Linked DNA regions of Homo sapiens: regions 2, 3 and 4 are each linked to region 1. Evidence: chromatin loops called from intact Hi-C (ENCODE). Cell type or tissue: PC-9. All regions are shown on one strand.

Region 1 (8,000 bases):
TGTTTTTTTGGTCCCTTTTGCCTTCTGATATGCCTTACCCCAGAATGTCTCATGCCCTTACATACTGCGACCAGGGCTGTCCTCCCACCCTCTACAGCACTACAATTAACATGTCAAACCTAAGCCTTTGGACAGCATCCTTCAGGCTCTCTTCTTTGTAGCCTGCATTGAATCTTTTTCTTTCGGCATCCTCATACAAACCATTTCATTAGTTTCCAATAAAGGGTTCACCTTGAGGGCATATGTCTTATTATTTTACTTTATCCTGAGGGTAATTCACAGAAGAGAATATACAGATGTCCAATAAATATATGCGTGTAGGATATATCACTAGTAGACAGGGTTATGGGAGGATGAATTACCCCAACACAATCTGGCCCACACGTTTTTACCTCTCAATCTTGCTCTCCCATGCTCACTCTCCTCCTGTCACCTTGCTTTCAACATCTCAAGCATGCACCCCTTCAGGGCTTGCACTTACTTTTTTTTTGTTACATTGAAAGTGAAACCTTCCCTACCTATTCTATTTAAAATTTCACCCTCTCCTCCCAGATACTCCCTCATCCCCTCTCTGCTCTGTTTCTCTCATGGCATTTATCACCACCTGACATATGATTGATTGATTGATTATCTATCTACAAACTCTAAATTTAAGCTATATCAGAGCAAAAGTTTTTGTTTGTTTTGATCATTGCTCTATTCTATATCTGGAACATTGCCAAACAATTAATATCCCTCAAATATTTGCTGAATGTATAAATTAACCCTTTTTGGAAAAGGATCTGGCGATATTTATTCATACTAAAAATGTGCACGATAATTTTACTCAGCAATCTTACTTATAGATTAAAGTTGGCTGCATATGAATTTGCTACTCCTCCTATGGATAGGTTTATGTCCAATCCTCTTGAATCTAGGTGGGCTCTATGACTGACTGACCAATAAAATATGGTTGAAAGGACACTGCCAGTTTCCAGGACCAGGCCTTAGGAGATTAGCAGTTTCCATTTTCTCTCTCTTGAACATTTGCTTCTAGAACCAGCTGCCATGCTGTGAGGAAGCCTAAGCAGTCCATGGAGAGGCCTAGGTGGAAAGGAATTGAAGTCCTTTGTTAACAGCTCCCACCAATAGCCAGCAACAACTTGTGGTTGCTCTTGGAAATGAATCCTCTATCCGCATTTGAGCTACCCCAGCCAAAGCTGCATGAGTTGTTGTGCTAAGCATTGCCCCAATTTTAAATTCATAAGCTTTTTTTGGTGTGGTTTGTTATCTAACAATTAATAACTGGAATGCCACTTTTTATGACTCTATCTTATAGAAATAAGAACTCCAGAAAACAAGAATGGACGTATATGGGAATGTTTATAACAATGTCCTTCATGATTTAAAAAAAAGAAAGAAAAAATAAACTAGAAACAACTTGAATGTCCATTCTGTACATTATGGTTAAAAAGTATTGCATAGCTCCATTGTGGACTATATTTGGCTATTTTTTTGTTTATTTTTGAGACAGGATCTCACTCTGTTGCCCAGACTGAAGTGCAGTGGCATGAATAAGGCTCACTGTAGCTTCAACCTCCTGGGCTCAAGCCCACCTCAGCCTCCCCAGCAGCTGGGACCACAGGCACATGCCACTATGCTCAGATAATTAAATTTTCTTTTTTTTATAGAGACGGGTTCTCCCCATGTTGCCCAGGCAGGTTGCAAACTCCTAGGCTCAAGCAATCTTCCCGCGTTGGCCTCCCAAAGTGTTGGGATTACAAGGGCAAGCCACCGTGCCTGGCCATATTTGGCTATTAAACCATATGAGTTAAGGCTATACATATCAACATGGAAGGATATCCAGAAAGATAAACGGAATAAAAAGCAAATTTTGGAGTAAAATGCTTAGTCTAATTTCACGGAAAACAAACAAACAAACAAACAACCTCTATAGGCTGGGCGCAGTGGCTCATGCCTGTAATCCCAGGGCTTTGGGAGGCCAAGGTGGGTGGATCACTTGATGTCAGGAGTTTGAGACCAGCCTGGCCAACATGGTGAAACCTCATCTCTACAAAAATATAAAAATTAGCTGGGGATGGTGGCGTGGACCTATAGTTCCAGCTACTCTGGAGGCGGAGGCAGGAGAATGACTTGAACCCAGGAGGCAGAGGTTGCAGTGAGCTGAGACCATGCCACTGTATTCCAGCCTGGGAAACAGACCCAAGATTCCATCTCAAAAAAAAAAAAAAAAAAAAAGAAGAAGAAGAAAGAAAACAGTATAAATATGTATACTTTACATATATTTACACAAACATAAAACATAAAAAATATAAAGAATCTATACACCAAATTATTAATGGTGATTTTGTCAAGAAAATGGGATTGAGTAGGGAAGCTAGAAACTGTTTTTTTCTTTAAACTCTTCTATATTCATTAAACTATTACAAAAAAGTCACAAAAAAATTACTTTTGTAACTAAAAAAATATCCTGGGTTTCAAGCAAAGTGGTGGTGATATGCGTGTATGAATGCAGGTATATATTTATTGGGGAACTTTCTTAGAAGTGCTGCTCTGTTCAAGGAGAGTGGTTTCTTTGTGGGCGCAAGGTTGGGGAGAGGGCCTCAGGGGCTAGTGACATTGAATCCGTTTTCTTCCATTTCTGACAATGCCTTTGTTGGGGAACAGCAATACAAGTGTGACTAGAAGAAAAAGAGAAAGATTATGTTTCTGCTTTAGTGTAGTCAGTCCTCCTACGTGTTAGCAGGGAGGAAATCTTCAATACTGGTATGACAGGGCCAAGCTTTGTGGTGGTTTTGGAACCTGGTTATAGGGATTTCCAAGTGGAAAACAAAACTGTCTAGTTACTAATTTTGGAAGTTTTCAGATACCTTTGACTCCTTTTTAGGGGATCTTCTTAGAAATAGGTTTTCAGAGGGTGACTAGTAAATCATTTTCCTTCACGTGGAAGAAGGGGAGAATACTTCTGTAATGTAGTGATTTATTTGCTGTGTGGAGAGGCGATGTGAAAGCAGAACTTGCTTTGAAGATTAGGGACCTGTCTTTCATTAGTGGTGAGGAAGTGGAAAGAGGAATCAAAAGAACCAGGCTCTGATCCTGGTTCTACTACTGACTAGCTGACTAGCTGACTGACCTCTCTGAGCCTCTGTTTACTTTTCTACAAGGAGATATTACACAGAAAGAAAGATTATGCCTTTCATTGCCTATAGAAAACGATCAGAATATGTGCTTTCCTACAGGAGTTTATAAAAATAGGTTACGTCTCACCGTTACAGCAGCTAGATGGCACCACCACCTCTAACATTTCTTTTTTAATGCTTCAACTGTAATTGCAGCTGGTACAGAATGTGCTTTCTTTCCTTCCATGATAGCATCTGTCAAAAGCTATGACTTTTAGATGAAAAGGAATTTAGCTATGTTGCTTCGAGACATCATGGATCTCTCCAAAGGAGATTCAGCATAGATAAACCTGAAGTCTTTGAGAAAACTAAAAGCCAGTAATTGTAGAAGATAATCACTGTATTGTAATTGTCCCTTGGGTATTAGTTGCCCTAATTTCATCAGAGTTCTCTCTTTGTTCCCCAGAAGACATGCTGACAGGCTTAGCCTGAGGGAGTGAAATTATGTGAGCTGGGCAGTGTTGCGGTTAGGGAGACTCTGTCCTTACCACATCTCTAGCTACAAGGAAAGAGACCTCCTATGCTTTGTTGACTGTAGAATCATAGATTTTTAGCAATCCTACTTCTGCATTTTACAACTAGGTACATGAGACCCAGAGAGTTGAAGTGATTTGCTAAAAAAATAGTATATACTAGTCTCAATACTCTTATTTCTTGTTTTTCCACTTGACTGCTTCTGCCTGTTTTTTGTGTATGTGTGTGTTTTTAACTTAAATAGACTGCCTTGGGGGTTACAGCTAAATGGGAATTTGAGGGATCGCTTAATATTAAAAAAAATCCCATAAGCAGGGTGGAATTTTAAACTATTTTTATCTCCCTTATCACCAATGCGCTTCAAAGAAAGGATGATTTGGGCAACTGGGGAATCATGTGATCAAACCCTCTGCGATGAAAGTTTTCTATTTCTTATAAACACGTTTAAGTAATATTTTGCGTGTCTTACAATATTGTACCGAAAAATTATGTGAGAATTGAGAGTAAAAATTAAGAGTAAAAATTTGGAGTTTTCTAAAATAATCCTTTAGGAACAGCTCAATATTTAATTATTTCTCTGCCAAAGAAGTTAGTTTTCATTTTTCAAAATTTACTTCTTATTTGTAATTTTTTTTTTTCAGTTTGCAAGATGCTGAAGAACATGCTTAATTAGCCCTTTCCCTCTTTAGTTTTACCTTTATCAATTTAAACATAAAAGTTGTGCATTCAGCTTCATCCATGCTCTGGTGTGCATGAGCAACAATTATGGAAGGAGTGATATGCTAGCATGTTGTTCATTTTCTTGTTTTTTCTTTCTTCAAATATTGGGTTACTGAATTGTGAATTCCAGGGAGTTGCTAGGATTTTAGAAACCTGCTTGAAAGACTATTGGCATTTTACTGGGTAGCATAGTCATATTTTTTCCTTTACATTCATCAAGTCTATTCCTTTCACTAAAAAATAATCATTAGTTTATATTTTTTCTTTTATGGTTTTATTTACAAACTTTTTAAGTCCATATGTACTGTGTTGCAACTAGAAATCACTTTACCCAGAACTCTGAGATGAGCATGGTGAACAGGTTTATTAGGAAATTATGCTGATAGTAATTTGATATTTTGGGGGTAGTGTTTCCTAGTCTGTCTGAAAATTATAAGATGGAGAAAATAAACTGAAGGAATGTTGCATGATAATAGTTATATTTATAGTGTATGTTGACAATGAAAACACATAGTGACAAAAAGCAACTATGAATTCAGTAACACTGTACCTGACTTGGTATTTTATTAGTCACAAAACACACATATATATATATTTTTTAAATAGGAATACTTTTGTGAGCAAACTATATTATTCATTTAGTTAACAGATAGTACTAGATGCATCTAAGAATTTAGTTGCAGTTTCTCTGGAGCTTTTGGTATCAAACCGCTGTTCACCCAGCGCAGGAAGACCAGATATCCACACTGAGGTTTGCAGCAGGAGAAAGGAAAGTGTTTATTTGCAGAGTGCCAAGCAAGGAGAATCAGGCAGTTCATGCTTAAGACTCAAACTCCCAGAGGGCTTACTGTAAGATTCTCCCCGGGCCTGAAAGCTTAAGATGAATAACTCCTCCCTTTTCAGGCCCAGTCCCAAGGCGCAACTTGCGCCAGCAGGGTGCGCCAGCAGGGTGCGCCAGCAGGGTGCGCCAGCAGGGTGCGCCAGCAGGGTGCGCCAGCAGGGTGCGCCAGCAGGGTGCGCCAGCAGGGTGCGCGATAGCAGAAGCAGGAAGAGAGCCGGGGGAAGACACCTACCCTGGCCGGAAGACACGAAGATCCAGAAAAAGGCCATCCGGGTACAACGTAGCAGTTACATCGGACTGTGACACTTACTGTTTACAGGAGACTATAAAACTTTGCCCAGTCGTCACTTGGGGCCCGCCTGCACCCAGGCCGTCATTAAAACAGCATGTTGCTCCACACCGCCTCGTGTTGTCTGTTGGTGTGCTCTCAGGGTGGAAACGATACAAGAACGTTACACTTACAGGTAAGGGTTTTTAAAGGCAGGAAGGCAGAAGTTACAGGTAAAGTCATAAATCAATATATAGAGGCTATACATTGGTTTGACCTAAAATGGTAGGACATCTTGAAGTGGAGGGGCCCACAGGTCATAGGTAGGTTCAAATATTTTCTGATTTGCAATTGGTTAAGGAAGAGAAACTTTGTTTAAAATTGTAAAGTCAGTAGTAAAGAATGTTAGCTCTGGCTTGTGGGTGAGACTTTCTCCAGGCCCCTCAGGAAGAAATTTAGAAGAAAGGTCAGAGTGCAATCCTCAGCTCCCCCTTATCTGAGGTCTCAGTGCCAGCAGATCCATTTGGTGGGGGTCCAGGTTGCTGAAAAACAACTCAGGTATACATGTTAAGATGTTATCTTTAGTTTCTACAGGGAACCAAACATTCTGGTGATTCTAACTCCTTGGCTATTGTTTTAAGCTACTATTACCTTCCCACTTATCAAGTTGTTTATTTACTTCTTAAGGATAGCTAGGTGCCTGGAATTACCCTTGAGGGAACTCAAGATTTTCCTTTATTTTCATGCTAGTTGTTGGGGTGGTACTCACAGGCCCCTATGAGGGGTTCCTGCCCTGTTTCACTTCTCCCAACTGTAAGTTGGGAACACTGTTCTAGAATGATAAGTATATCCAAGTGAATCAAGTTTTAACAATTTGTATTTAGCAGTAGCTAAAATGTATTGGGAGCTTAATATGTTCAAGGAGCTATGCAAAATTGCTTTATATGTATTAACTAACTTAATCCTCATTAACAGTCCTATGAAGTAAGTGCTACCATTGTCTCCTTCTTATAAATGCAGAGAGGGAAGCTTAGATGGTTAAAATCACTTTTTCAGGGTCACATATTTTCAAAGGTAGCCCCAGGTAAGTTCAATGCATATCCTTGGTTAAAAACTACTCGTCTAATTCATCTTCCTTATTTGTATTTGAGGAATTTAAAGTCCAGATGGGAAGCAAGTTACTTCTATGCCAGATCTAATATTAAAATCTTGGCCGTCAACATAAACTTTTTTTTTCTGTTTTCAGAGATTTACAGAGATAAAAGGCTCTTTGAGTGGCTTGCAATCTGAATAGGGAGATAGGACTTGAGCAGAAAAAAACAGAAATGATAAAAATAACTAATGCTATGTGGAGAAATGAGGGATGGCAGAAAGAAAAGAATATTTAATGGCAAGAGACATCTTTAAGGTAGGCTTCAGAATGGAGGCAAGTTTTAAAAGAAAAGTAGAACTTAGTGAAGCCAGAGAGGAGGAGTGGGAAGCTCTCTAGTCTGGAGTAGTAGTATGAGAAGAAGACAAGAAGGTGGGAAGATGAACAGAAGTTTGGGTTTGATGAACAGAAACATTCTGGTTCAAGTGAGTGGTCTTTTAGGGGACAAATAAAAGACCAGTTATGGAAGTGGGTAGGGTTTAGATAGTAGCCTCTTGTGCTGGACTAAGAAGTTTGTACCTTTTCCTATAGGAAGTGGGAAGCTATTGAAAATTTTAGAGAATGGGTAACTGGTTAAAATATTTCCATGCCCAGTGGCTGAGTTTGAGGGTGGGGAATTGGATTCACTTGATGCCTTTGGGACCCTCCTTCAATAGTAGTAGAACTGGCTTGGAATTAAGAGTTGGAATGGTGAGTATAAGTTGCCTGAGATGAATTGTCAGACACAGACTCTGATAGCAAATAAGCAAGGAGAATCTTGCTCAGGACCCTCAAAGCAGTGCCCTGAACTACTTTCCACAGTGGAACTTCTAATATCTGTGTTTACAAAGTTAGTATTCTTAAATTCAAGGAGGGTTGAAGAGGTGTTTGGAATTTAGTTCAATGTTTTATGTTTGTTTGTTACTGTCTATTCTTGCTCTAGCTAAGTATGCTGATATGTCATTATATGGACCTCAGGACTTTTCACGTGGTGAAATTGATTCTGGCTCAGAAAGAAACGTACATGAGAAGACCACAATAACTCTTCAGGAAGAATTTATTTATTTTTGTTTATTCACCCTTGTGGATTTAAAAAATTAAATTAATATAGATTAAATTAAAAATTAAATAAATATAGATCCACATGTAGCTATAGAAAATAATACAGAGAGATCTTGTGTACTCTTTACTCAGTTTTCTCCAATAGTAACATCTTGGAAAACTAGAGTTCAGGATCACAGCCAGGATACTGACATTTATTCAGTGAAGATACAGAACATTTCCATCATCACAACAATCTCTCATTTATAATAGCCATATCCAGTTACTGCCTGCCTCCAACACCACCTTAACTTCTGGTAATCACTAATCTGTTGACCATTTATATAA
Region 2 (8,000 bases), 690 kb after region 1:
CACCATGTTGCCCAGGCTGGTCTCAAACTCCTAGGCTCAAGCGATCCTTCCCACCTTGGCCTCCCAAAGTGCTGGGATTACAGGCATGAGTCCTGTGCCTGGCCAGAAGGAAAAATTCTAAGGAAAACCCTCCGTGATCCCCCCATCATAGCCTTGCCAGAGGCAGAAGGCAGAAGTGTTGCCCGGTCTCCTCCAGAGAACTGGGTTGAGTTGAGGGAACAGGTGAAGCCCATCAGGGTGGCTGGCACCCAGCAATGTTTGGGTGGAGTAAGTCCCAGCAGGACATGTCAATGGCTCCAAAGAAAATAATAAAAGCTCAGGACCCCCACCAACGGCTGCACTTGATCCCCAAAGAGCCGATCCTGCCTACTACACCCTCCTCTCCACAAAGAACATGGACTGCGGGTGTATGGAAAATGAAGGTAAAGCAATAACCACCTGTCTGACCATCATTCAGAGAGTTAAGACTAATGGGTCCTAAATGAGATGGGGGAAATGTCCAGGAGAATTTACCCACCCTATATAAGAGGAACTAGGCTTGGACAGAATTGTCCACATTAAACATAATATACAGAGAAATGCCACAATGGAATACTAAAGCAATAAATGTGAGCAAGCTATAACCACACACAACAGCATGGACAGACCTCACACACAACAGCATGGACGGACCTCACACACAACAGCACGGACGGACCTCACACACAACAGCACGGATGGACCTCACACACAAAATGCTGAATGAAAGAAGTCCAGTGCAAAAGGATACATCCTAAAAATTCTATTTAGATATTATGCTGTGAGAAGTCAGAATCCTGACTCCTCTTGTAGGGGGTAGATGTGAGCAGGGCATGTCTGTGTCTAGTGGACAGCACATTACATCTCTCCCAACTCCTGATAATTTTACCCAAGTTTTCAATTGCCTTCTTATTGACATTCCATATTTTTTTTAATTCTTGGTGCATTCTGTAACAAACTCTTTACATGTTGAAAATCATACAATATGGTATCATGCTATCTACAAGTCACTCACTGTAAAAAAGGCCTCATTGTGCAGCGATCATTCCTCAGAAAGACATTTTTGGGGGTAGTGACAGCAGTTCCTCAGTGGAGTCCAGTGGTCTCCACCCATGAATTTGCTACATCCTATCTCTCAAAATTCCTTTGTCTGAGGTCCCGTTAGTGACCCCACAGTGAACCAGGGCACACACCAAGGTTGCTTCCACCTTCATCTGACCATGAGATATTGCTGTGACTTACCCGCTCTTGTCCAAGTTCTTAGTTACAGACAAGAGAATCCAATCCAGTTGGTTAAAATAGAAAGAGATTTGTTAGTGGGTACATAGAGTTCACAGAATCATTACAAGGGCTAAAAGAAAGACTGAGCTTCCAAGAATGACTGCCAAACCACACTGTTCAACTGAACCACCAAGGAGGCTGCTACCTCTCATCAACAGGCAATGCAGAATCAGAAAGCTACTGCTCCTGTAGCCAAGAACACAGAATCAGAAAGCTGTCGCAGGCTGGGCGCGGTGGCTCATGCCTGTAATCCCAGCGCTTTGGGAGGCCGAGGTGGGCAGATCACCCGAGGTCAGGAGTTTGAGACTAGCCTGGTCAACATGGTGAAACCCCATCTCTACTAAAAATGCCAAAATTAGCCAGGCATGGTGGCGCATGCCTATAGTCCCAGCTACTAGGGAGACTGACGCAGGAGAATCGTTTGAACCCAGGAAGCAGAGGTTGCAGTGAGCCAAGAACGCGTCACTGCACTCCAACCTGGGCACCAGAGTGAGACCCTGTCTCAAGAACAGAAAAAAAGAAAGCAAGCAAGCGCCACAGACTGCTTGACTCACTGGTGCTATACCCCCAGCACCGGCGCATAGGCTATTGACATCAGCAACCTGCCAGCTGCACAGTTGCTTCTTAAACTGTTTGCTCACAGTTTTCTGAAGACAGTGCTTTTCAAACTTTAAGATGCCCACAAATTACCTGGGGTTCTTGTTAAAATCATAGATTCTGCTTCAGGAAATCTGAGGTAGGGCCTGAATTCTACATTTCTAATGAGCTTCCAGGTAAGATAGATGCCGCTGCTCTCACTCTTTAAGGAACAACATTAAGAGACATCAGCCTAATGAAATCAAGCCCTATAATCCCTTTCACCTCAATCCCACCAGTGTTCCAAGCTCCTGGGGCATCTGTCATTTGGTCTCTCACCCCTCACACTACCCTGGATCCCTGCTAACTAACCCAATCTCCCACTTTTTCCACCGTACCCTCTTTCATCAGATTCTGCACAGGCAAATTATCTAGTATTCTCAACTTCTTCTCTGAATGTTCCCTTTACTTTCCTGCTTTAACTGAAACTTACTCCCCTGAGGACGTGGATCCTGCAGCCTTCATTGAGGCTGGTGTTTTTTCTTCACTTGCATGTACCTTGAATACCAGAGGCAGGGCAGAAATTCTCCTTCTACCAAAGTTTGTTCCTCATCGCAGTGTTCCTCCTTTCCCCTTGAAAAACTACACCAGAGAAATCTTGCAGACACCACCTTGGCAAAACTATCAAAGTTGTCACCAGTAATAGGACAAATAAACATCATGTACCTCCTGATAAGATGTACTGAGAAGCCTACATCGTTTCTATGGTATCTCTATCAAAAATGCATAACCTGAATTTAATCAGCATACATCAGACAACCTAAACTCAGAGACATCCTACAAAATAAATGACATGTATGATTCCAAAATATCAAGGTCGAGAAAGAGTAAGTACTTCAATTTAGAGGAAACAGAGACATGACAAAACACACACACACACACACACACACACAATGGAGGGCTGGGCGCAGTGGCTCACGCCTGTAATCCCAGCACTTTGGGAAGCTGAGGCAGGCAGATCACAAGGTCAGGAGTTCAAGACCAGCCTGGCCAACATGGTGAAACCGCGTCTCTACTAAAAATACAAAAAATTAGCTGAGCACATTGGCGAGTGCCTGTAATCCCAGCTACTCAGGAGGCTGAGGCAGGAGAATTTCTTGAAAACTGGAGGTGGAGGTTGCAGTGAGCCGAGATCCTGCCATTTCACTCCAGCCTGGGCGACAGAGTGAGACTCCATCTCAAAAAAAAAAAAAAAAAAAAAAAAAAAAACACACAATGGGAGATTCTGGATTGGATCTGAGACCAAAAATGAGGATACTGGTGGGACAGTTGTAAAATTGGTACCATTAGATAATTGTATCAATGTTAGTTTCCTGCATTTGATAATTGTACTGTGGTTACATAAGATATTAACAATTTGAGTGAAGTAGGAATTTGAGTGAAGTACTTACAGAAATCCTTTGTACTGTTTCTACACTTTTCTTTAAAGTCTGAAGTTATTTCAAAACAAAAAGAACTTGGCCAGGCGCGGTGACTCACGCCTGTAATCCCAGCACTTTGGGAGGCTGAGGCAGGTGGATCCCTTGAGCCCAGGAGTTTGAGACCAGCCTGGCCGACATGGCGAAACCCCATCTCTACTAAAAATACAAAAATTAGCCAGGCAAGGTGGCACACACCTGTAATCCCAGCTACTCTGGAGGATGAGGCAGGAGAATCGCTTGAACCCGGGAGGTGGAGATTATTTGAAGTCCACGCCCGCCGACTGGACCTATGAAGCCTCCATGCACATAGTGAGTATTAGCCTGCACTAACACTAACACTAACAAACGCTACCAAATGTGCACTAACACTGCCAGATAACCTTTCTTCATGTTCCTGGTAAACTCACAATCCCACTGTTGAAGAAATCAAGTTTGGATTGTGTTTAGAATAGTGCTTTTGGAAATACTTCACTGATGGCATTCCAATTGGCCATGCTCAGCCAATTGTTAGAGTTGGCTATTTATGAAGGATTGAAGAAAAATACTAGAAAATATAGCCTCACTTTATTTTATATAAAAGTTAAAAATTAATATCCTGGTTGAGCATGGTGGCTCACACCTGTAATCCTAACGCTTTGGGAGGCCAAGGCTGGGGAATTGCTTGAGCCCAGGAGCTCAAAACCTGTCCAGGTAACATAGCAAGACCCCCATCTCTACAAAAAGTCAAAAAAAAAAAAAGCAATGATGGCATGCATCTGTAGTTCCAGCTACTTGGGAGGCTGAGGTGGGGGAATCACTTGAGCCTAGGAGTTCAAGACTATAGTGAGCTATGACCAAGCCACTGTACTCCAGCCTGGGTGACAGAGTGAGACCTTGTTTCAAAAAATAAAATAAAGTATCTTCCCCCACCCTTGATAATATTTCCCTGTGAGCTGGTTTATTTACTATACATATTATTAAAACAAAACATAGAAACAGTTTAGATAGACACTATCCCCTGTGACTGTCATCAACTCAATCTAGTTAAGTTTTAACAAGAAACAAGTTCATTTATCACATTAAAAACTAAATATTGATATATATCATGTTGTTCAAAACTAGTCTAGGTATTTAATGTGGGTATTTCAATGGCTATTTCCACCATTTCACTCTTTGTTTAGTTTTGTTTATACTGATAATGAACATTGTGCAGTTTTTACTTTTTCTTCACGTTTTTTGATTTATTAAAATATTATTGCTAAATCTAATAATAAAACATTCAGACTTGTATTTTGTATTTTTATACGCTTTTCTAATCATTTATTTGTATTTAACAAAAGTAGTGATCCACAACCCATTGGAAATAACCACAATTTGAGAAGCAATGCAGTCGCCTTTGATATTCCCGAGATGGACACTAGGTGGCGCCCAAGGATCTTCTTCCTGGCTGGTTGCGTGATCTTTGCAATGGCACGCTGGTCATAAGGCGCTTGGCAGTGTATAAGTGATAAGGCGCTTTTCCAGTGTAGACGGGCAGAATTGTCAGACCTTTCCTATCTATCAAGTCCACAGAGAAGGCAACTCACTCTCCTTTGTAGGGGACATCTATAAATAATTGAAGTTGACTTACACAAATGAAGACATTTTCATGTTTTGCCTATTGTTGGGAGGCTTCCCAGCTGAATAGAAGTAATCTCTAAACACCAAAGCTGTTACAACTATTGTTATATCAAGAAGACTATTTGAGAGCCTTTGTTCAATAATAGTGACAGGAGCCAACCACATCCGGGCCAAATTATAAAGGAAATCTACAAAGTCTTTTCAATGCCCACATCTCCCAGAATCAGGAGGGCAGTGGAATGGCAGAACAGAATTCTGAAAAATACCTGGCTGATATCAATCTATAAACGAGACCTCGAGAGGCAATCCTTGCATGCAGTCCTCATAAATATGAGATCCACAGTCAACAGAAAGACTCTCCCACACACAATAGACAGCCGAGTACAACACTTCCGGCTGCTCCCCGGGAGCCACTCACAGGACACTCCTATATTTAAACATACATTGAATGCTATTTAAAAACACACATGAAATATATCAAAGCTTTCCATTAAGAGATCTGAGAATCCAACCCTGATGAGCCCTGCCACAGCTACAACCTATGTGAAAGTTCAGCAGAGAAACTTATTCCTTCAGCCTCACTAGGACAGTGCTAACAAAGACCAGCTTATCACCAACACATAAATTGTCAAAGCCTTTAGCTTTCAATACGTTCTTCCCCCTCTAAGACTTTTGCACCACTGGGGCAGACAGCAAGAAGAATGCAGACCCGTCTATGGCCAAGGGCAGACCACAAGAATGCAGACCTATGGCCAAGGTTGACATCAAGAATGCAGACCTGTCTACGGCCAAGGTCGACATCATCCCTTGAGATGACTTGTCAAGGTTTCCAGGCCTGCCACTTGTGACTAGAAGTCTGATTTCCAACTTGTGTACCTGCCTCGAGAGTTTGCTCTGGCCATTCTTCAAGTTTGTCAGCCCAAGTCCTCAAAAACTTGTAAATCTCCCCATCCAACTCTGACCTTGTTTTGCTTGGGGTTGAACGTGCTAGGAATGAATACCCACTCTGTCAAGGAGAATGCAGTGGAACAGCAGCCACTGGAAATCATCCCTGCGTGGAGATAGGCAGTAGCCCTAGTTATTGCCAATAACCTCATGTTCCTACTGATAATCTTGATCATCTTTGGTAGTGAGACAACACAAAGAGATCATGTAGCCTTGGAATAGATACAAGTTTGCCTATTAAATCGGGGGGTCAAACTGTGAAGATCCCTTCTTTCTTGGATTTTTTTGCTAGTTGATGATTTTAACAGTTGTTTCTGGTCACTGCCATGACTGTTTTTAGAGGCCTCATAGGGCAAGAAAGACCAAACACATTAAAAATAACCAAGTGAAGTTCTTTTGCACAAAGTTTGAAGACATTCATCTTTGACTTTAATCTACAGAACTAGGTAACAGAGGTTTTTAATCCTAATCCGTAATAGTTGTCTCTGCTAATCTTATTTGTCCATTATTAGTCAAGCTCCCAACCTGAAAAGACACACTCGAATTATGCCAATTCAAGGAGTAAAATTTATTAAAATATATTATTTACAAAGGTGTGAGTGAAGGCTTAGGAAAACAAAAGGGTAACCAGTAGTAACAGAGGAACTAAACATCCCACAGTTGAAAGTTGTAGGGACCGAGTAGCTGCTGGAACCCATAAGAAACTCACATAGAGGAAGTCACCTTGAGAGGAGTTTTTAAGAAACACAGCCAACCTAAGGTGACCCTACCCCACCAAACTCTCCTTTCACCATGAACCAAACCCAACCAAACATCCCAGCCTCCCAGGACAGAGCGCAGGGTAAGACTGGATCTAGGGGAATAGATGGAATATCTAGGGGAACAGATAAAATATATACATATATGGCACCATCCGAGCCTTTTGCCTTCAGCATCATCTCTTGTCCTTCACCTGGTGGAAAGATTGAGTTCCCAATACGGGGCAGGATCAATGTTCCACCAACTACTACTTCAATACAAGTTGTTCTCATACTCCACAGCCTAAAACTTTAGCCAGCATTGGTGTTATTCATTTAACTTATTTCAGAGAAAAGAGAGGAGAAACACTTAAATGACATAAAACACTGTTGTGACAATCCTGACTTCTGTGAGGTCTGTATTGGTCATCTTAGCTGCCTTTGCCCTCTGCCCATTCCGAGTTCCAGTTAGCCTCCTCCAGCACCTTTGCTGGGCCAGGGTTCTTTACCAGATGAAAAGTACAAAACCTTCATTCTTACAGTGAGTCTTTGGAGGTCTTCTATTTACGGGTTGAAGTTTTTCCTTCAAGACAACTGGTTAAGGGAGCACAGTCACCAGTAAACCCCCTGGTTTCCAAACATCACTCTCCTTGCCACCACTGTGTAGGAACAAACAGTCCAATTTCCCTCAGACAATCAAGATCAATGAACTCAAACACCACAATCACCTCCTTATTTCCCTACTAATTCAATGGCATGAGAAGCCCAAGATGACCAAAAGGCAGTCTCCACTACCAACGCACTGGAACCATCACTCCCTTCCATGCTAGGCTCCCAAAACTTACATGCTTTTCAAAGAATGAAATAGACTGAATGCTCCTTGAGAGTAAAAAATTTTTATTTGTGGCCGGGGGCACAGTAGCTCACGCCTGTAATCCCAGCACTTCGGCAGGCCGAGGCAGGTGGATCACTTGAGGCCAGGAGTTCAAGACCAGCCTGGTCAACATGGCAAAACCCCATCTCTACTAAAAATGCCAAAATTTAGCCAAGCATGGTAGTGCACGCCTGTCATCCCAGCTACTCGGGAGGCTGAGGCACATGAATCACTTGAACCCAGGAGGCAGACGGTACAGTTAGCCGAGATCACAATACTGCACTTCAGCCTGGGTGACAGAGTGAAACTCTGTCTCACAAAATAATGATAATAAATAAAATAAAATAGAACGGGCAAGGCCGGGCACGGTGGCTCACACCTGTAATCCCAGCACTTTGGGAGGCCGAGGTGGGCGGATCACGAGGTCAGGAGATCAAGACCATCCTGGCTAACATGGTGAAACCCCGTCTCTACTAAAAATACAAAAAA
Region 3 (8,000 bases), 380 kb after region 1:
TGGATATCCATCCATAAGCAACGAAAAAAAAAAGAACTTTTATTCATACCTTTTGCCAAATACAAAAATCAACTCAAAATGAAGCACAAATATAAAACAAACCACAAAGCTATAAAACTTCTAGGAGAAAATATTTGGTTAGACGAAGATTTCTTAAACCATTTAAACATGAATTCAGCGTGCTACGTAAAGCATGTATGATACATAAGACCTAAAATTTCAGAATTATAAAATGAACTTTTAGCAAAATTAAGATCTTTTGCTTTTTGAAATAATTAAGAAAATGAAAAGGCAAACCACAAACTGGAAAAATATTTGCAAAACATATATCTGACAAAGGACGTGTATTCCAATTACATAAAGAACTCAACAATTCAATAATAAGTCAACTCAATAAAAAATATGAAAACGTTTTGAACAGATACATCAAAAGAAGTATACAAGTGGCCAATAAAACATAAAGATTATTAACATGATAAGTCACTAAGGAAATGCAAATTAAAACCACAATGAAATACTGCAGAAACCCATGAGAATGGCTAAAATTAGAAACACTGGCAATATCAAGTGTTAACAGGGATATGGAGCAATTCCAACTCTCATACATTGCTGGTGGAAATGCAAAGTGGTACATCCACTTTGGAAAATAGTTCACCAATCCCACATCAAAATGTTTTTTCCAGGAGAAATGAAAACATATGTCCCCAAAAAGGCCTGTATGTGAATGTTCGCAGAAGCATTATTCATAATAGCTGAAAAACTGAAAAATACTCAATTGTCCATCAACTAGTGAATGAATAAATAAATGTTGGATATTTGTTTATTACCCTGCAATTTTAAAATGACTTATTAATATATGCAACAGTGCAGATGAATCTCAAAACATTATCTATGTGAAATAAGACAAATATAAGAGACTCCTGATTATATAACTCCATGTATGTGAAACTCTAGAATAGACAAAACTGTAATGGTATAAAACAAAACATTGATTGTCTGGGGATAGGTATTTGGGGGGAATGATTTCAAGGGACAGAGGGAACTTTTTGTGGTGATAGAAATATTCTGTATTTTGGCAGGGTACGTTGGCTCATGCCTGTAATCTCAACACTTTGGGAGGTGAAGGCAGGCGGATCACCTGAGGTCAGGAGTTTGAGACCAGCCTGGCCAACATGGTGAAATCCCATCTCTACAAAAAATACAAAATAATTAACCAGGCATGGTAGCACACACCTGTAATCTCAACTACTCTGGAGGCTAAGGCAGGAGAATTGCTTGAACCAGGGAGGCAGAAGTTGCAGCGAGCCAAGACCGCACTACTGCACTCCAGTCTAGGCAACAGAGTGAGACTCTGTCTCAAAAAAAAAAAAACAAAACTATATTTTGATTGTGGTAGCTTACATGATTGTATGTAATTGCCAACATTCATCAACTCTGTACCTAAAATGGGTAAACTTTGTTATTTGTAAGTTATTCCTTAATAAACATGGGGGGAAATAAAGAAAGATACTTTCTCAAAAGAATACAAAGGATGGCTTTTACCAATACTTCAAAATTGTTTGATATTTATTTTAGCAAACATGTTACTTCTATTATTTTTATAAAAACTGATACAATGGTTATACAAAGAATAAAATTTTTAAATTATTAGCTCCCCAGCAAAAATTTCAGAAAAGACCACATCTGTTCTTTGGTGATGAAAGAAAGAGAAAAAAGGAGGAGGACAAGGGAAGAAGGGAGGGATACCCCAAGCTCAGCCATCTCCTTCCCTTAATGAGGAGTGCTCTAAACAGATTTACAAAGGTGGGAATTATTTGCTTACATAGTATTTACTATATCTGAAATATTCAGTGCTCTTCAATCTAGCTCTTCAATGCTAGAATCTGAAAAATTCAGCTCAATTCAATAGTATATGTTAAACACCTACTATTTTTCCAGCCTTGTAGTAGGTGTTATGATGGATGCAGAAGAGATGGTCTAAGTCAGAATAAAACTATTTAGAACTTACTTGTTAAATTTCTGTATTTATGCTTTGAGATATATTAGAATTACTCTATTTCAGATTTTATTATTATTCCTCCAGAAAAGAGACAACTAAATTTCTCCTGAAAACATTTAGCCTAACAGAAGTTAATCCTTAATCCAACCCAGAATTTTAAAAATAAAACTGAGCCATAACATACTCAATAAGCCATTTTAAATATTTAGGTCATCCAGGACTCATTCACTGACTGACACTAAGAATGGGTCACTGTGGTTCGCCAAAGACTGAATTGTTAGACTGATCTCACAATAATTTGGGGGTATCTTGATCATTCTTAGGATTGAGTCTGCTCAGCATAATCATCTATACCTAATTGTATAAAATTCTCAGAAATTTTTCTTCAAGTATATCTCAGAATATCAATGCAAAAACAGACAGAAGTAAAGCTGTGATCGTTGTAGGTGTGCAATCTTATTCCTGGGTTCTCTATTCTGTTCCATGTGTCTGTCCTTCTACCAGTACCAGTACCATGCTGTTTTGGTTACTGTGACCCTGTAGTGTAGTTTGAAGTACGTTAGCATGATGCCTCCAGCTTTGTTCTTTTTGCCTAGGATTGCCTTGGCTATTTGGGCTCTTTTTTGGTTCCATATGAATTTTTAAATCTTTGACAAACCTGACAAAGACACACAATGGGGAAAGGATTCCCTATTTAACAAATGGTGCTGGAAGAACTGGCTAGCCATATGCAGAAAATCGAAACTGGACCCTTTCTTTACACCATATACAAAAGTCAACTCAAGATGAATTAAAGACTTAAATGTAAAACCCAAAACTATAAAAACCTTAGAAGAAAACCTAGGCAATACCATTTAGGACACAGACATGGACAAAGATTTGACGATGAAGACACCAAAAGCAATTGCAACAAAACTAAAAATTAACAAATGGGATCTAATTAAACTAAAGAGCTCTTCACAGCAAAAGAAACTATCAACAGAGTAAACAGACAACCTACAGAATGGGAGAAAAATTTTGCAAACTATGCCTCTAACAAAGGTCTAATATCCAGCGTCTAGAAGGAACTTAAATTTACAAGAAATATAAAACTACACCATTAAAAAGTGGGCAAAGGACATGAACAGACACTTTTCAAAAGAAGACATACATGCAGCCAACAATCATATGAAAAAAAAGCTCAACATCACTGATCATTAGAGAAATGCAAATCAAAACCACAATGAGATACCATCTCACACTTGTCAGAATGGTTATTAGTAAACAATAAAAAAAACAGATGCTGATGTGGTTGTGGAGAAAAAGGAACCCTTTTACACTGTTGGTGGGAGTGTAAATTAGTTCAGCCATTGTGCAAGAGCGTGGTGATTCCTCAAAGATCTAAAGACAGAAATATCATTTGACTCAGCAGTCCTATTACTGGGTATATACCCCAAGGAATGTAAATCATTCTATTATAAAGACACATGCACTCATATGTTCGTTGCAGCATTATTCACAATATCAAAAACATGTAATCAACATAAATGCCCATCAGTGATAGACTGGATAAAGAAAATGTGGTACATATACACCATGGAATAGTATAAAGCCATAAAAAAGAACAAGATCATGTCTTTTGCAGGGACATGGATGGAGCTGGAGGCCATTACCCTTACTTAGCAAACTAATGCAGGAACAGGAAACCAAATACTGCATGTTCTCACTTCTAAGTGGGAGCTAAACGATGACAACACACGGACACATAGAGAGGAGCAAAATACTGGGGTGTATTAGAGAGTGGAGGGTGGCAGGAGGGAGACGGTTGGGCAAAATAACTAATGGTTACTAGGCTTAATACCTGGGTGATGAAATAATCTGTACAACAAACCCTCATGACACACGTTTACCTCGGTAACAAAACTGCACATCCTGCACTGTACCGCTGAACTTAAAAGTTAAAAAAGAAAATTGCTAAATAGAAAAAAAAGAAGTAAAGCTCCTCTAATTGATACATGGGGCCTTCAAAAAAAACTGTTCCACCATCCCTCCACCACAACCCATTGCCCTTGAGTTATCTCCAGGGAACCCTTGGGATCCAGGGAGACCTGAAATGGTTCACTAAAAATGAGTACTTTGCATCAGAAATAGGTAACTAAACCACTAAAACAAAAACTAACCTTAATTTAGAAAACTTAGTTGGTTCCTTTTCTCATTTTTGGTGCCAAGAGCAGTGCCTGACTCCTGGTGGGTAATCTATAATGACTTGCATAACTATCTGTATAACCTAGGGATCTTTAGAAGTAAGCGTCTAGGGGAAAGTCTCTAAGGAAATAAAGTCCACTTGGGAAGGATTTTTTGGTCTCTCTGACTATTTCTTACTCTAAGGAACATTTGTAGTCAATTACCCTAAATCCCTGATTAGTCTACGAATTATATCACATGGTATAGAACCTTGTATCATGGATCATTAATTACATGGCTCACATGTCACGAGGCAGGCAACTACTATGCTCCATATTGTCTGTCTTTCTTCATAGAACAAGAAAATCGCTGACCCTGTCTTCTTGATTTCGTAGCTAATGATTTGATAGAACTTAACAGAACCTCAGGCAGCATGAAAAAGACCTTCACAAAGAGGCTTTTCCTGTATATTCAGGAGGACACGTAGACCTGCATCTAGGCATCAAGCCTGTTGGATGCATTCTCCAAAGGATGACCTAATTCTAGTTTCCTTCATCTCCCGGCTTAGGGTGGGGTGCTTCACCATTCTCTGGACCCTTTCATAAGCAGGGGAGTTGTAGATGATACTGAGAAATCATTAGCACATATGTGTAGGAAATGTTAAAAGAAGTGATTACAAATACAAAGACAAAAAAAATTACGATAAGAAAATGAAAACAGAAGGGCAAAGAATCAAGCAAGATAGCTTGCTCCCCCTTGGACAGGTAGACTTTTCTTTTATGTGTTGCCTCATTCTCCCTGCATCCAGGTGGTGGCACTGGTGCTCTTTCTGCCTTGCCCTGTGGGTGGCATTCACTTAGTCTCCCTAAAATAGGAGGAACTCTAAGGGATAAGGAGATGAGGGCACTTGGCTACCCAGTGTTGGGTCCCTTGAAGCAAAGCTCCTGAAGGACCATCTCCTTTCAACAAATTACCCTAACAAAGATGTAGTAAGCTATAAGCAAGGGAAGGAAAGGAAATGGGACCCTAATGGAATGTAGCCTATGGGTGGAACATTCAGGGATTGAGCAGGAAGAGCCTTTCCAGTTTTTTAAGGCAATCTTAAAGATGGTTGCATTAAACAATTTATGTCCTAAATTATGCACATTGTTGCCACAAACACATAGGTCAGTTTCTATCATTCTCAACAACTTGTATAGCCTCAGAAACTTTATGACCATCCTCATTCTGTTAATCTACATGGTGCCTGATTTTACAGGTAGAAAGAAAGCATAGAGAGGTCTGCTAACTTAGGCAAGGTCACCTAGAATGTTAGTGATAAAGTTCTCCGAAGCCTTTGGTTAAGCTAAGGAATCCTCTAACTATAGTACAGGTGCTTTTGGACACATCCTTTGCAAATAAGCATTTTTCTACATGTATCTAAAACTCAAGACTCAAACACATAAATGGATCTAAGTTGCAAAGAAACCATCTCGGGCTTTCAAGTGGTCCTGAAAGAATGATCACTAGTCTTGTCCACCAAGCAAATGTATCTGCATCATGACCTGCAAATAAGATAAGTAGCATTTTTAATCCTTCTGTTTTTAGATTCCTCAATAAGGCTACAGAGAAATGATTACAAATGGACACTTGTGACATATACAAAAATAATTGGTATTGAGGATATATTGGTTTCTAGTTCTTTCCTAGTCCCTATCAGATCATGTGATCTGGAGTAAGGCACTTAATTGTCCTGCATCTCTAACTTCCTCGTCTGTAAAAAAAAAATAAATAAACTCAACTGGATTAATCTTTAAATCTCATCCTTCTCCATTCAACCAGCATGATTCTGCTGAAACTTTCCTTGTAAGCAAATGTTTTTCCACCTGAAATTGCTTCTGGCTAGTCGCTTCCCCAGGAAAATTCATTCTAAGACTAAAGTTTATATGAAAAAAAAAAATCCAGATGCGTTGGAAGTGCCTGCTGCCTTTGACTTTCTACGTGGCTTTTTTCCCACAGTATCTCAAAGCCAGTATATATCTCAAAACTCATTGCTGCAGTATACTAAACCTAAAATTTGACCAGCAGTGTCCATGGGGCTGGTATATTTAACTGTGTATCTTGTTTAAATACAAACATTTACATGTTTATCTCAAACTCTATTGTCAACTCGCCATTTTTGCAGATAAGAGATAACAAGAATTAGACTAGTCTAGGAATGAATGTCAGTTCCAGGACTGACTGTCATATGAGATTATACCACCCAATCTGAGGTAAGTGTTGTCACTGGCAGCAAATCCATATGGGTCTGCAGCAACCTCAGTTCTCGCCTACTCAGAAGAAAGAATTCAGCTGAGGGGCAGAAGGTAGATGGAGAGACAGGCAAGTTTTAGAGCAGGAGTGAAAGTCTATTAAAAAAGCTTTAGAGCAGGAGTGAAAGGAATAAAAGTACACTTGGAAGAGGACCAAGTGGGCGACTTGAAAGACAAGTGCACCATTTGACATTTGACTTGGGGTTTTATGTGTGGGCATACTTCTGGGTTCTTGCATCCCTTCTCCCCTGATTCTTCCCTTGGGGTGGGCTGTCCACATGCACAGTGGTCTGCTGCATTTAGCTGGTGAGCATGTGCAGTGTGTTTACTAGACTTGTACGCATGCTCACTTGAGACATTCTTCCCTTACCAGTCGAATGTCCCTAGAAGGCCATTTACCAGTTCAACACCGCCATTTTGCCTTTTAATGTTCATGCTTAAGCCCACCTGCCCAGCTCCTGAGATCTTATCAGGAAGCTGCTAATCACCAGTTTCAGATTTGTTCTATCTATTAGGAGACTGCCTTTCCTCCCTGGTGCTGGCTGTGACCAGTTATTTTAGAGAGACAGTTAACAATGGCCTGACCATCACCTGATGGTTGCCTAACAATCCTGGTGGGGTTGGGGGAGCCCTCTCCTGCCCTGCTCATCTCTGCCTAGCTACCTACTGTAACAGTATGACCAGAACTCACATGGAAAGTGAAGGTACAAATTTGGTAGCAAAAGTGACTTCTTTTTTGGCCAGATGTTTATTGGTCTTGGATAATATCAGGCTAAGTTAACATAAGCTGTACTGTGTAGTTGTGTTCTCTTTATAGGAGAAAATGTTTGTGTCTGTAAAGGATTTGGGTTGATCACCAAACAGTATTCATTCTGACTATAGGAACATACCTGCTTCAGAGTTCAAAGAGCAGTTCTGTCCTGAACAATTGAATTTCCTCCTGCTGTATGACTTAGTAATCTCTGGAACCACAAGTTTACTCTTTGGTGTTGGGTAATGTTCATCCTACCTAACTCTTCTGATTTAATGATAAATTAGGCAGATAAAACATATTTTGCTGTGACTTCTGAAAGTCCACATTTAGCCAAAAGATATTCAAATATAATTAGATAATTATGTGGATATCAGGCAAATCACAAAAGCACAAGTGACTGGAGATTCCTCAACAGTCTCTGTTGAGGGCTTTATTGTGTCTTCTCCCTTACAGACATTGTAGTAAAAAGACATTTGACAGAATCTTAAAAATGCCCTGATAAAGCTGAAGGAATACAGAGAGCTGTGTTGCTTGAATAGTGGGTTCATTTCAGGTTTCTTGGAATGCATAAACTTACACTGTCCACATTCAACTTCCCTTTTGGCCCTTTTCACTATTTCCCAAAACAAGCCATTTTCCTTTAAGATAAAAAGTTATGGAAGGAATGTTTACAGGCCTTTGATAATTGTCATTCTCTGCAACCCTCATAGACGTGTTCATGGCAATGGCAGGGAAGCAAAGCAAGTGCCTTAAGCTCACTTGGCTTTTCTAACCCTAAACTGGGGTCAAGAGC
Region 4 (8,000 bases), 450 kb after region 1:
GTTAGTATCCAGAATATATAAAGAACTTCTACAACTCAACAACAAAAAAATCAAATAACCTGATTAAAAAATAAGCACAAGACTTAGACATTTCTCTAAAGAAGATATACAAATGACCATTAAAGACTAAAGTGATTCTTAACATCACAAACCATCAGAGAAATGTAAATCAAAACCATAATGAGATATTACCTCACACTCTTTAAGATGCTTAGTATAAAAAAATCAAAAAATAACAATTGTTTACAAGAACATGGAGTAAATTAGAACCCTTGTGCACTATTAATGGGGTTGCAAAAAGGCGCAACCAGTATGGAGAACAATATGGAGAGTCCTTAAAAAATTAAAAGTAGAACTACCACATGATCCAGCAATTCTATTTCTGGGTAAATATCCAGGAAAAAAGAAAGCAGGATCTCAAAGAGATATACGTATACCCTTGTTTACAGCAGCACTATTCACAATGGCCAAGAGGTGAAAACAACCCAAATGTCCATCAATGGTTGAATGAATAAACAAAATGTGGTATGTATATATATCTATGTGTGTATACATCTATATGTATACATATGCATATACATATATGTACATGTGTATGCGTGTATACATATATGTATATGTGTATGTGTGTATACATATACAAATAGCTCTCTATTGTATTTGTATATGTATACACATACATGTGTATGTGTGTGTATGTGTGTATGTGTGTATACATATACATATATGTATATGTGTATGTGTGTATATATATTAGGATAATGTATATAATATAATATATTATATGTTATATAATATATTATATGTTATATAATATAATATATTATATGTTATATAATATATTATATTATATGTTATATAATATATTATATTATATGTTATATAATATAATCTATTATATGTTATATAATCTATTATATGTTATATAATCTATTATATGTTATATAATATATTATATGTTATATAATATATTATATGTTATATAATATATTATATTATATGTTATATAATATATTATATTATATGTTATATAATATATTATATGTTATATAATATATTATATGTTATATAATATATTATATGTTATATAATATATTATATGTTATATAATATATTATGTTATATGTTATATAATATATTATGTTAGATAATATATATATTAGGATATTATTCAGTCTTCCAAAGAAGGCTATCCTGTTACATGCTACAAATGGATGAACCTTGAAGGCATTATGATAACTGAAATAAGCCAGCACAAAAGGACAAATATTGCATGATTCCTTTTATATCAGGAATCTAAAGTAGTTAAATTCATAGAAACAGAAAACAGAATGGCGGTTACCACGGACAGATTGCGGGGGCAGGGGGCGTGTAAAGCGAAGGTTTTGTTTAATGGGTATAGAGTTTCAGATCTGCAAGACGAAAACGTTGTGGGTATTTGCTCACAATAACGAAAACATACTTAAAGTACTAAACTGCACACTTCAAAATGTTTAAGATAGTAAATTGTGTGTTACGTGTTTTTTACAATTGTACAAAATTGACAATGAAAAAAGTTTTTAGATTGTTACCAATCTGACAAATGTAAAATTGTATTGTTTCTTTAGTTCTCTGATCATTAATGAAGCTAAATATCTTTTTATATATGTATTGACCATATGTGACTCTTCTCTGTATTTCCTGTCCAGAGCTTTTGCTTATTTTTCTTTGAGTTGTATTTTTTTCTTGTTTACATGTAGGATTTTTATGCATTTTTTCAAATTCACATAAATTGACATTTTAATTGCTAGTACAATTTCTCTAACATTATGCTGTAATTTCTAGTCAGCACAGCAACACACCTAAACACACAAAGGAATGAAATAAAGGCCTTAGTCTTGCTTTGGCTATATGGGCTCTCTTTTGTTTCTATATAAATTTTAGAATTGTTTTTTCTAGTTCTGTGAAGAATGATGGTGGTATTTTGATGGGAACTGCATTAAATTTGTTGATTGTTTTTGGCAGTATGGTCATTTTCACAATATTGATTCTACTCATCCGTGAGCTACATGTAAAATTCTTTATATATCTAGAAACAAATTATTTATCTGCTAAATGTGTTGTACATATTATCTCCCAATCTTGCCCTTTGACTTTACCTACAATAAATTTTTGATATATAAGTATTTTCATTTTGATTTAGTCAAATGTAAGCTCATAATTCTATCCCTTGATTTTTCATTTTTAGTTTTAGATGTGATAATATTTAACTGTTCACACACACACACACACACACACACACCCCTCAACTCCCACCACCTGAATAAACCCTTACTTCCTCTTCTCCTAAATATGGTTACATCATCATATTGGTTAAATCAATATTTAATGTTTACATTATTCTAACTATGTAAATGCTACTGAAATCTGAGATCTATATTATGCTACAATGATGTTACCTTATTTGTCCTGCTTTGATTTTTCCTAGAGTTAATCATTATTCTGTCTTTTCATTTGCTTATTTTTGCATCTACTTGTTATTCACCACCAAACTCTTCCCAGTTTGGTACATTTCCTCTGAATACATCTGCAACCTTTTATTTAATTTTTCTTCTTGAAAAAATTCTCCTCCGGGCCTCTGACATACTTCAGTCTGAATCTGTTGAACGTTAGACCTATTGCAAGGCTGTCCCCATAAGATGACTTTTTAGTAAAAAACCAATGACATCCTTGAAATTCCCTGCACTTTTCTCTTGTGCAGGATGCCTATTGCCTGCATCACATTCTTCCTCTTTCTTAGTTACTCCCACATTTTAGTGAAACATGTCTTCTTGTAGCTTTGTACAAAAGGTGCATAGGTAGTAAATTTTTTTAATTCTCCAGTGTCCCAAAAAGTTGAAGGAGCACTGTACAGGGCAGGGCTGCAGTCAAGTGAGAAGCCTTGTTCTTTGGTACTGTATTCACCATCTCTGTGATCTTGGGACAGTCACAAAACTCTCTGAGCCTCAGTTTCTCTTTCTGAAATAGACAATAATCCAAGCTGTGCCTGCTCAGAGCTATGGCTAGGAGAGTGCTTGTAAAGGGGCTTTGTATAAAAAAGGTATGTACAAACAGTGTGTGCTGGAGCCACAAGAGTCAATCGTTGAGCCATTGGTAGCTTGAAACTGGCCATAGTAGAAGTATTTACACTATAGAAATTGACAAATGTGACAGAGAGTTGTTTTGTTTTGTTTTTTTTTGGAGGAGAGCTGGTTTAGGAGCACACTACTTACAAATACAAGTGATTATAACAACTGTTTTCATTGCTGTGCCCTCCTTAGTGATCCATGGCCTAATGTATAGCTCAATTATAGTTCTGATCACATATAACATTATTATACCATAGGTCATGAACTCCTTGAGACATGAGACTTTGTGTTACTCATAGAGATGTATCTCCCCTGCACTATTTTCCCCCGTACCTAACACATTGACTGGCACTTAGTTGATATTCTATTCCAAATTTTTGAGTGAGTGACTAAAATTTTTGATTGATTGTTTTTATGAGTTGGGAACAACCAGAGAGAAGATGAGAAGTGAGGGAAGGGGTTAGGAAAGGTGCATGACACCTGGAACAGCTTTTGAGAGGAGTGCCCTATTAGGTGTATTAGAAAGAGCCGTCCTTAATGGGAAGTTTTCTATGAGCCAGATACTATTCTTAGGTGCTGTGCAGAAATTATCTAATTCCATAACAACTTATGAGGTAGGTATTATTATCCCCATTTCACAGATGAGAAAAATATGATGTCTGGTGTTAAGTAATGTTCTCTCCATCACTAAGGCTGAGGTTCAAATCTGATGAATGTCTGTGTGCTTAATCATATCTCTACACTGGAGGTCGAAAATGATCTATGGGCACATGGGTAAAAATAGTCATAATGATCTAGTAAAACAGATCCATTTAAAGTAAAAGGGAGGAGTAAGGATTGTAGCAAATGCAAACTGAAGAGCCCAGACCCAACTAAAAGGGATAGCTTTGTGACCTGAGGAAATGTGGTCTGTTGAGGCTAGAACTTGGAGTTGTTTTTCAAGAGAACCTGGAAATGTGGAATTTTATCTCCTGAATTACAAATGTTGGTACCTATAATTAAAAATAAAAAAGACTCGAGATGAAACATCTGTAAGTGGTCTATCAGTTTGCAAACTTTGATATACTGCCTATCCCCAAAATACTCTTCGAGCAACTAGGGGGCAGCATAAGGGTGTAGAGTGTCACTGGAGGTGGAAATGGATGAAACGAAAGGCAAGTTAGTCCAGCTCACAGTTTCTCCCAGAGAGCAGATACAGAGAGCACAAAGGTCCTGCTATCACGTTACAGAGCAGAGGCCAGCAGAGACGGGAGGAGGATGAGGTAAGGCTCCGCGGCTGGTGCACATTCCGTCTTCTCCAGGCATCCCTGGGGAGGGCACATTCCTCATGGTCAAGAGGCTAAGCTGTTGATTTAAAAGATTCTTAGAATATTCTCTTCAATACCCCCAGAGGGTTCTTCTTGCCTTGGAAACAATATATCTAGGCCATGCCTTGGACTGTGGGACCTCCCTAAAAGGGAGTGGGAAAATGGTCATGACTCTATCCTCCTAGGTAGAGTGTCCTGGGGTCTGACAAGTCCCTTCAGGTCCCTTGTCCATTGATTTCTTCTTCCCTTCCCAGGGAGTAGTGCTGGTCACACTGCTGAGTCACAAGCGAATTCCCTGTTCTTTCCCATAAATTTTAGCCTCTGCAGAAAGTTGGAAGATTGAATCCTGTCATCTAGTGGATCTGCAGTTCTTTTTCAATGAAGTTTTAAAATAGTTGCAAAGTTATTTACAATTACCTCTTGAAAATATAAGGGCTAAACTATAAGCCCATTCTTCATGGAATGCAGCTGAATCCCTGAGATTAATTAAGGAATTTAGATGAAGGACCGACGAGACATGATCTGACGATGAGGACTCAAAGAGGAGGTTTCCACAAGCTCAGGTATAAAATAACAGGTGACTGATTCAGAGATGTGACTACAAGGTGTAAAAGGAAAGTTTAGGCCTGCATGTGATCAACTGTCTCAATGAGGAACCCATGACTGAAGCCTGTTCAGACAGGCTGCTGGCATGTGTACTTTGAAAAATCTCTGCTATTCCTGATAGCCTTTCCGCAAAAGCCTAATTGAGAACCTCTGTAGTAAAAGAGAAGAGAGATGAAAAAGCTATGCTGGGAGAGCGGGGCTGTGAATTAGTCAAACTGGGCACAAAGCTTTTAGGGAAGATGTTAAAAGGTCTTCGCTGTGACTTGGCTACAACAGCCCCTGGGGAGATGATAAATAGATACAGAGCTTTATAGAGCAATGCTCCTGTTGTTCCTCGACAGCACAAAGGTCTTCAGAGATGGTGCCCTGGGGCTGTAACCCTAATTTCTTTTTAACATTCACAACTCAATAGTGCTTACAGATAAAGACCCAGAGATACAATGGTACTTTATCAATTAAAAAAAAAAAAAAGAATTGAGGCTCTGCTAAATTCTGCCACAGAACAGAGCACAGAATAATACATTCCATTATGCTTTAATTCCCTCCACTGCAAGAATTTAATACAGGAATAGCCCACCCATGCCCATGCTTCTCCTCCCCTATTATGATAGCTTTACTCCACGCTCTCTCCCATCTCACCTTCCTGCTTCAGTGCGTTGCAGACAGCAACCTGCCAATCCCTGTCCCTCTTACTGCGGCCTCACCCTCACCCTCCTGCCGCACTGGCCCACAGCAGCAGTAGCACAGGCTCTTACTTATGCACTCCCCTACTCTCAGCCTCAGCTACATTCTCTCATGTAATCTTCATGCCCATTTGATGAGGCAAAGGCTGTCCTTATTTTTTAGATGAGGAAATTAAGATAGAAGGTAAAGGGTAATTTTTTCAAGCTTCCAGAGCCATATGCAAACCCAGATTCAGCTGGACTTCAAAAACATCCTGACAAATACCAAAAATCCCTGACTTGACCACGATGCAATCAATGCATGTAACAAAAATGCACATGTACCCCAGAAAATGCACATGTACTCCATAAATTTGTACAAATTAGATAAAACAGACTGAAGTATAGTGATTAAATACCTTAAAATAGGCAAAACAAACAAAACCATCTCATCAGCTTTCACTGAATGATCCACACACCCAATCTTCTCCCCTTTTTCATGCTTCTCTAGTTCCCCATCAAGTGCCCTCTCTGTCTAACACAAGGTCACTCTTTCTCTAACTTTCTTGGCTTCCTCTTGCTGTTACCCAATAAATATTCCTCTTCTCCTTTTTGCTATTTATTCTCCTAGACTAGGATTTATGAGAATAGAGCCCAATTCTATTTCAACACCATTTGTGTGACCTTGGGCGACAAAATAATTCTATAACACTCTGAGAAGAAGATGCAGTTACTTTCTCCAAGGGGAACCTAGCACCATCGACTTGTATTTGTCTCAGCCTCTGTCTGCATACAGCAGCTTATATTTTATTGGGGTGACTAGGTACACGCACGCAAAATAGAGGGCAAGTCAATGCTTCTAAAAATTGTGGGGAATCTAAAAGTTTGGTAGAAAGTTGGATAATCGGTGTCCCTGTGGACTAGCATAGTTGGCAATGACCTAATAGAGGAAGAGAGATTCAAGGTAAGTCTAAGAGCATGGGTTCATGTGTTAGCTCAGGCTGCTGTAACAAAACACCACAGACTATGTGGCTTAAACAACAGGAATTTAACTTCTCACGGTTTGGGATGCTGGAAGTCCCAGATCAAGGTGCTGCTGGTCATTTTGGTTCCTGGTGAGGGCTCTCTTCCTGGCTCACAGAAGGCTACCTTCTTTCTCTGTGTTCTCTTGGTTTTTCCTTGGTGCCTGCACACAGAAAGAAAGATAGAGCAAGCTCTCTGGTGTCTCTTCTTATAAGGACACTAATCTTATCAGATCAGGGCCCCACCGTTATGACCACATTTAACCTTAATTACTTCCTTGGAAGCCCCATCTCCAAATACAGCCACACAGGGGCTTAGGGCTTCAACATATGTATTTGTGGGGGACACAAACATTCATCCCTTAACAGGAGGATATGACTAAAGAGTGTGAAGGAAAGCATTGTGGACCTAACACAGCATGAAAGAAAATGAAGAGGTAAGAAAAGTGTATATGCATAGGTGTGCGTGTGTGTGTGTGTGTAGAGTATGCACATGCACATGAGAGGACATTATTTCTGAACAAATATTAATTGAGCACCTACTGTGGTCCAGGCACTGTTCCAGGCACAGGGACACATCAGTGAACAAAACAGACAAGGCTCCTAACCTCATGAAGTTCACCTTCCAGCAGGCAGAGACAAACATGAACACAGTGAGTAAATTAGGTAGTAAATTTTATCAGATGTGTACAAGGGATAAGCACTATGGAAATAAGAAGAAAGTAGAGCATGCTATGGAGGCCAGGGGTAGGGATGGTGCAGGGAGGAGGTTGAGAAGCTCAGTTAGGGGAATTAATACGGGCTTCATAAGAAGCAGAGAGCTGAGCCAAGACTTGAGGGAGGTAGTGAGGTGGATGAGCCAGAGAAAGCATTGCAGACAGGGGGAAGATAAAACAAAGGCATGAGAGGCAGGAAAATGCAATGACACTCAAGAAAGAATGAAGAAGTGGGAGAGGAGGGAGGGAAAGCAGGAGCTGTAGACAAAGACAGAGTGACCTCCAAAGCCACTCCAAGGAGGACTTGGTGGGTCCCCTGCATCACTGGGAGCCATTGCAGGGTTTGAACAAAGGAGTGACACAATCTGACTTCCTGAAGCCTGGCTCTAACTGACTTGTGTAGGGCAAGGAGCTGAGAGATCAGTAAGTATTTATTGCAATGATCTAGAGGAGACATCATGGTGGCTCAGACCAAAATAGTGACAGGGGAGGCAGGAGCAGGGGTCTGATTCTGAATGTGTTGATGGTAGAGCCAAGAGAATTTGCTGACAGGCTGGGAAAGAACAGGGGGAGGCAAGAA

What was found. Peaks named below come from ENCODE experiments on the same cell type or tissue, not always from the same donor. Only the 100,000 strongest peaks of a DNase experiment are listed, where the experiment ranks them.
Region 2: a loop joins it to region 1, with 2.2 times the contacts of the local background. A loop is called at or near these places in 4 of 110 quality-filtered maps.
Region 3: it touches region 1 in a loop (8-fold over the local background); 6 of 110 quality-filtered maps call a loop at or near these places.
Region 4: a loop joins it to region 1, with 4 times the contacts of the local background. A loop is called at or near these places in 2 of 110 quality-filtered maps.

The regions. Positions count from the first base shown.
Region 1 is chr5:33,295,410-33,303,409 of GRCh38, reverse strand. LOC124900637 (a long non-coding RNA gene) reads left to right here and starts at 5,437. Exons shown (of 2, transcript XR_007058725.1): 1 at 5,437-5,678. RefSeq lists an enhancer at 3,216-3,741. In PC-9, a CTCF peak has its summit at 3,295; no DNase peak of the experiment used is centred here.
Region 2 is chr5:32,610,027-32,618,026 of GRCh38, reverse strand. No RefSeq gene overlaps it. Among named protein-coding and RNA genes, the nearest start is that of SUB1, 28 kb to the right of the region's middle. In PC-9, CTCF peaks have their summits at 4,565 and 4,764 (motif pointing right); a DNase peak (open chromatin) is centred at 4,756.
Region 3 is chr5:32,913,819-32,921,818 of GRCh38, reverse strand. All of the region lies in intron 1 of LOC124900955 (a long non-coding RNA gene), which reads left to right. Among named protein-coding and RNA genes, the nearest start is that of LINC02120, 30 kb to the left of the region's middle. In PC-9, CTCF peaks have their summits at 4,789 and 4,992 (motif pointing right); no DNase peak of the experiment used is centred here.
Region 4 is chr5:32,849,022-32,857,021 of GRCh38, reverse strand. No RefSeq gene overlaps it. Among named protein-coding and RNA genes, the nearest start is that of LINC02120, 94 kb to the left of the region's middle. In PC-9, CTCF peaks have their summits at 4,009 and 4,214; no DNase peak of the experiment used is centred here; H3K27me3 peaks cover 1,020 bases.